Linked DNA regions of Homo sapiens: region 2 is linked to region 1. Evidence: chromatin loops called from intact Hi-C (ENCODE). Cell type or tissue: endothelial cell of umbilical vein. All regions are shown on one strand. Each heading gives the region's core, and the rest is flanking DNA. Links, peaks and the distances in the headings are about the cores only.

Region 1 (2,925 bases), core at 244-2,743:
GTTCAGGTCTCCCTACCCTGGCACCAGCTCCCATTGTAGTTCCACTTATGAGTCTCTGCTCCAGGAAGTTGAGGCTCCTCTATTCACTTGTCTGCCTCTGTAATCTGGGGGGCAATGGCTTACCCTCTGTTTTCATTTTTCTTATGGATCTAAGAAGAGTTGCTGATTTTTCAGTCTGTTCATCTTTTTACTTGTTGTAAGGAGGGAGTAGCAATTTTCAAGCTCCTTACATGCAGAACCAGAAACCATAACTGTACAGGAGTGATTTTTCGATAAACAATCCAATGAAAACTGGGCAAAACATTTGAAAGACTTTTCAAAAAAAGAAATGTGAAGGATGATGTCTTTAATGCATTTTAGTATATGTAAATTATACCCCAATAAAGTTTATTTAAGATACATAGGAAACATATCAGAGGATTATGTTACTCTAAAACTTTCTGACCTAAACTGTAAAGTCAATCAATATACTATGAAATAATATAAAGATTTCGATGCTTTTTATATTTCATTAAAATGTAACATACAATATCTAGATCTCAAGTTGGGCTTCAGTTGGAGCTAGATTTCCCTGTGTTACAGTCCAGTTAGGAAAACAAGAGTTTATGTAATATTGTTCATTAGACGAAATTCAAAATTTGGAATATTAGCTGTTACTAACCCTAAGAAAGGACAAAAAGAAGAGACAGTGGTTGCAGAGCTAGACTGGAACTTGATCCATGGCTGGAGTTACCTGGCAACAGTTGGGACCATGGAGGAAATGCTACCCTGAGGAAGAATAGAGAGGGGAAGAAATTCTCTGGCTGCTTCTTCCATCTTCCACCCCTCAACCTCGTTCCAGTGTCTCCTGTTGGTTGAGCAGAGTCAGAAGCAGATGGCAGGGGAACCTGGGAAATCCAGGTGGTGGATCTGCCCTCTGTGGTACTGGGTAAAGAAGGGAATGACCAGGAAATCGATCTGAGGGTAAACAGGAAAACAAGCAGCCTACTTCCAACATGAGATGCTTCTTTTTACCCCAAGTGGTGAAGAGCCAGAGGAAAAACATGGGCTGTGTGGAAGATTTGAGGTTCTAAATCTTTGTTTTATCTTGACCTCCTTGAGCAAGATGAATGGGAACAAATCACTTTACTTCAAACACCTCCCAGAGGTGTTTTGTAAAACAATGAAAATATGCCAAGAACTTATCACAGAACCAGTGCCAGATGAACACCAAGTAATTCATATGCTTCAAACATTACCTTGAAGGGTCATTCCACTTTGAGTAGAAAATGAAGTAAACCACAAGTGAGAAGAGAACAAATATTTTAACATTTGAGCATTCGCTTTTGTGAAATTAAATAAAGCAGACTGATAGAACCACAGCCAAGGCATTTATCTTTTAGAAATGCTGAGGTATCCCTAAGCAAATAATCAGCCAGAAAAAGTAAACATTCATTTTCCTGCCATTCTGGGGTGTGATCCTGATTTCTTCAGTTCAGCATATTTATGAGCTGCCTTGCCCTCTTTCCTGCATTCTCCCAATTCTTCCGTCTTTGCAGGATGCTGTTCTTTCACACATGTTGTTTTTGCTTAATAAAGTAATAACCGACACAATCTGCCCTCTCTACAGAGTAATTATGTTAGCCTGTTGTTATTGATTTTGTTGCTAAGGTCTGAGAATCTGCTAATGTGCCACTGTGGGAGTGGTGGGAAGGTCGTAGGGGAAAGCGTGTTCTTATAATTTTCCCATAAACCAGATGTTTTCTTTAACTCTTACATCTTCAAAATATTTTCTCTTGAGAAAAAAAAAACAACAAGGACTAGAACGAGTTTAAGACACCAGCTCTTATTTTCTCAGCATACCACAAGCACATATAACTGAGTGTAAAGAATTTATTCTGTGGGCGCCTGTGTATCTGCTAATCATTTGATAAGCTACACGTATAATCAAGTAAAACCTGTTTCGTAAGTAAACTATATTCTTCCAATTTCCCAATGATTATGTTTCAATTACCATTGAAAACAATAAAACATTACCAAGGAAAGCATTACCACTGTAACATCATCCTGAATTTAGCAGGGTAAAACAATTTTTATTATCTCACAGATTTTATGGATCAAGAATCTGGAAAAGACTCAGCTGGGGCTGGCACCCAGGTTCAGCAGTTGTTACTCAGAATGTGTATATATGGCCTCCCTAGCAGGGCAGTTTCAGAGTCGTTAGATTTTCAGAGTGGTGGTGTCTCTCAGAGTGAGTATCCAAAGAAAATCAAGAGAATGTTGTGTGACTTTTATAGCTAGCTTCAGAAGTCATGTAACCTCATTTCCGCCATTCTCGGTTGCAGTGGTTCTCAACGAGGGGCAATTTTATTTTCCCATCTTCCCCCTTTGGGATGCATGGAACCACCCTCAAGAATGTTTGGCAGTATCTGAATACATTTTTAGTTTGTACAACTGAAGGTGGTGGGAGCTACTGGCATTTAGTAAGTCGAGCTCAATGATGCTGTTAAGTATTCTATAATGCACAATAAGAATTTTGTAGCCCAGTATGTCAATAGTGCTGAGGTTGAAAAACCCTGCTCCATTGGTTGAGGTAGTCATTGCCTGCCAGATTTAAGGGGAGGAAACATGGATTCTAATTCTGAAGGGAAAAGAGTCAGAAAAAATTGATGAACACTTAAAAACTGCCACGAAGTCCTGAATTTAACTTTTATCAAATTCAAACACCAAGTCTTCTATTAATTCAATTCCTAGGGGATACAATTATTTTTGTTTAATTTTTGATTTTTGTGGGTAGGTGTATATATTTATGAGGTATCTGAGATGTTTTGATACAGGCATGGAATGTGAAATAAGCACATCATGGACAATGGGGTATCCACCCCCTCAAGCATTTATCCTTTGAGTTACAAACAATCCAATTACACTCTTTAAGTTATTTAAAAA
Region 2 (2,925 bases), core at 218-2,717, 79 kb before region 1:
TAGGTGACGCTATTTCTCTCCCAACCTGTTTATTTTAAAATAAAAGTGGTAAAGTTTTGAAGCTGTGCGAGAAAGGGAGAAGCAGGGCAGGGCCAGGTGGCCACACTGCAAGTCTGAAATCTTGATAGGGGGTCAATTGAAACCAAGTATAGACCCTCTTGCCTCGTGGACACAGGGCTCCCGTCTCCTGCCAAATTCAAGTCTTCTGACTAATTAGGGACAGGACAGCAGGCAGGAGGAGGCGCCTCACCCTAAAGGGTGCTCAGGCCTGTATCAATAGTAAGCTGGACTGTGAATCCACGTTCTGGTACCAAGTTCTCTGGAACGGGTCTCAAACAAGCCTTCGAAGCCTCAAAATCAGGTAAATTAGTCATAGGACCTGGTTCTCCCTGAAGTAATCCTGGTTTCAAAAACCATCAGCCCACATCTCAGATTTTAGCTTTGGAAAATATGGTGACCAGAATTGCATATGGAAACGGACAGCAAAAGATGTGGATAACCTACAAAGCGTTTCTTACTGGCTGCGATGTGACCAACACATCACACCCTTTAAACTAACTTCTAGCACTGTCTTTGACTAAATGACCTTTTTAAATGGAAAAAAATAAAAAATCAGTGACACCTGCCAGATGTCAAAATAGGTAGCCTTGTAAACACAGCCACAACCAGCAGCGGAGAAACAAGTCCATGCTACTGCTCAGATCACCTCTTCCTTAGAACAGACACTTCAAACATCACTCTGCAAGCTCTAGCTGAACAAATGTTTCTCAAAAACACCAGCTGAAAGGGTGGTGGAAAGCATTGAGGGACACAGAAAAAAGAAAAGACACTAGGGTGGTAAAGAAAGAAAGAGATCACTTGAATTCTTTTTGTTTTCACTGTTAGGCACTTTATCAACTATATTGTGTGCATTACATTGTGTAATTCTTTCAATAATGCTGGAGAGAAACACTTTAACACCATTTTACAGATGAGAAAAAATGAGGTTCCAAGAAGTGATGTACTTCTCCAAGGTTAATCAGCTAATACCTAGGTCAGGATTCAAACCCAGTCTGGAGGCTCTAGTGGCTGTCCATTTTACATACTGATTCCCAACAGTATATGAAGCAGGAAGTGCAAGTTAAATTAGTTTAAGCAAAAATAGGAATGTATTAATCCCATAAGCAAATCATGAGAAGGAGTAGAAAGAATTAGTCCCATAAGCAACTAGTTCCAATGGATATATAAACTGTTGGTTTGCTAACACTCTTTCTTCCACTCTTCCACCCCTCCTTTCACCTTTCCTTTCCTCTCATCTCCATCTTTTTGTTTCTCACTGCATGTTAGCTTCATTCTCTCCACCACATTTTCCCATCTGTCTAAATCCATTACCATAGGCAGCGTTGATGTTGCATCATGCTAGGTAAATACAACTCTTTCCTGCCTTCTCCTCAGAGAAATTACTTAGGAAATGACTATTATTGTTGTGGTTTGGTTGCATATCTACTTCTGAACAATAATGGGAATGGTTACAATGACTGATTCAGGCTGGGTCACGTACCTAAACTTGTGACCAGGGGTCTCTAGTTTTAGAAATGGAAACCCCTTTCACAACCACGATGTTGGAGAGGGAAGCAGCTACCTCAAAAGAAGGGAATGAACGGTTGAGACCAGACAATATAATAAGTGGCCACTCTCTGGTAGAGAAAGACTTTGGAGGTGGGTAGAAATATTTTAACTCTATGCTGCTGCTTCCTGAGTGTGACATTGAACTTGAGTCACTGTAGTGAGATATGAGGCAAGACATTTAAATTCCTGTCAATGCTCAATAACTAATTGCTAACTAAAATAATGATAAAGTACTAGTTAAATGCAAGGTTCTAGTATTGTTGATATAGTTTTGGTCTTTAATTTAAAATTTTTCTTATCACGGTCTAGATGGGATACAATTTCAAAACTGTTTTTTTTCCCTACACTGTGGCCACTTTCCCCAAGCAGTATGTTCAAATAGATAGTAAGCTCCTGGAAAGCATGGACAATATTTTCTGCATCTTTTCTCTTCCCACAGCACAAAGGGCTGGGCTTAGGACTGTGTTAACAATACTTGCTTAAAAAGCACTTGCTAAGTTGCATCGTTGAAAAGATTTACAGACTAGTCACATTGGGAGTACATACCCAAATTTAGCATTGCTTCTGCTGGTGTTCTATGTCCTGGGCACATAAGGATGTCTGAGAATAGGTATTCAGAGTGTTAATATTCACTTTTACAGAAAATGAGCAAATGGGTGATTTTTATCAATTTCTTTAACCTAAACTTGCAGAGTCATGTGAAATAGTTTTCATGTTCAATAACATTGTTGCCCTAAAATTGAGGAATATTATGAATGTTAAGCTAAGCCCTGACAACCCACCTTGTGTTATGAGTTTTCATTATTTAACTTTACTCTTCTCATGGTCATTTTAATACATTTCCACATATTAATTATATTCATGCTGATGTCCTGAAATAACCTCAGCCAAGTTCATTATATATTTTGATGGAAAAGCACTTAAATCTAGATGACAATTTATGTTTTACAAATTGGATTTGGAATAACCATTGAAGAGCTTTCTCTAAATAGACTCTGATTTTGAAATTCTAATTAAATGTTATATTTTGTTCTACAAAAAATAAGCACCTTCATTATTTTGGATGAAATTACTGGGTATCTCACCCAATTATTCATAGCTTTGAAACATGAGTTACTGCTTCTTGTCATTTTGTCAGTGGGTTGAAAACCCTCTTCCAGGAATGCCGTGAATTCTTGATGAATACTGAAGAGACAGGAGATCTGGGATACCAGGGTTGATCTGCACTGTGTGTGTAGGAAGTTCAACTGCTGTAGGTGCTGGAACATTAATTTGGATGCCAACATTTCTTTTGCATAAAAATGGGATGTATGAATC

Evidence for each region. Peaks named below come from ENCODE experiments on the same cell type or tissue, not always from the same donor. Only the 100,000 strongest peaks of a DNase experiment are listed, where the experiment ranks them.
Region 2: a loop joins it to region 1, with 4 times the contacts of the local background. A loop is called at or near these places in 1 of 110 quality-filtered maps.

Annotation. Positions count from the first base shown.
Region 1 is chr3:30,369,561-30,372,485 of GRCh38, forward strand. It overlaps a transcript of LOC101927995 not described here. Among named protein-coding and RNA genes, the nearest start is that of LINC01985, 150 kb to the right of the region's middle. In endothelial cell of umbilical vein, for the core only: no CTCF peak of the experiment used is centred there; a DNase peak (open chromatin) is centred at 1,581; H3K27ac peaks cover 1,833 bases.
Region 2 is chr3:30,290,978-30,293,902 of GRCh38, forward strand. LOC124909358 (a long non-coding RNA gene) reads left to right here and starts at 1,590. Exons shown (of 2, transcript XR_007095854.1): 1 at 1,590-1,698. In endothelial cell of umbilical vein, for the core only: no CTCF peak of the experiment used is centred there; a DNase peak (open chromatin) is centred at 1,434; H3K27ac peaks cover 2,500 bases.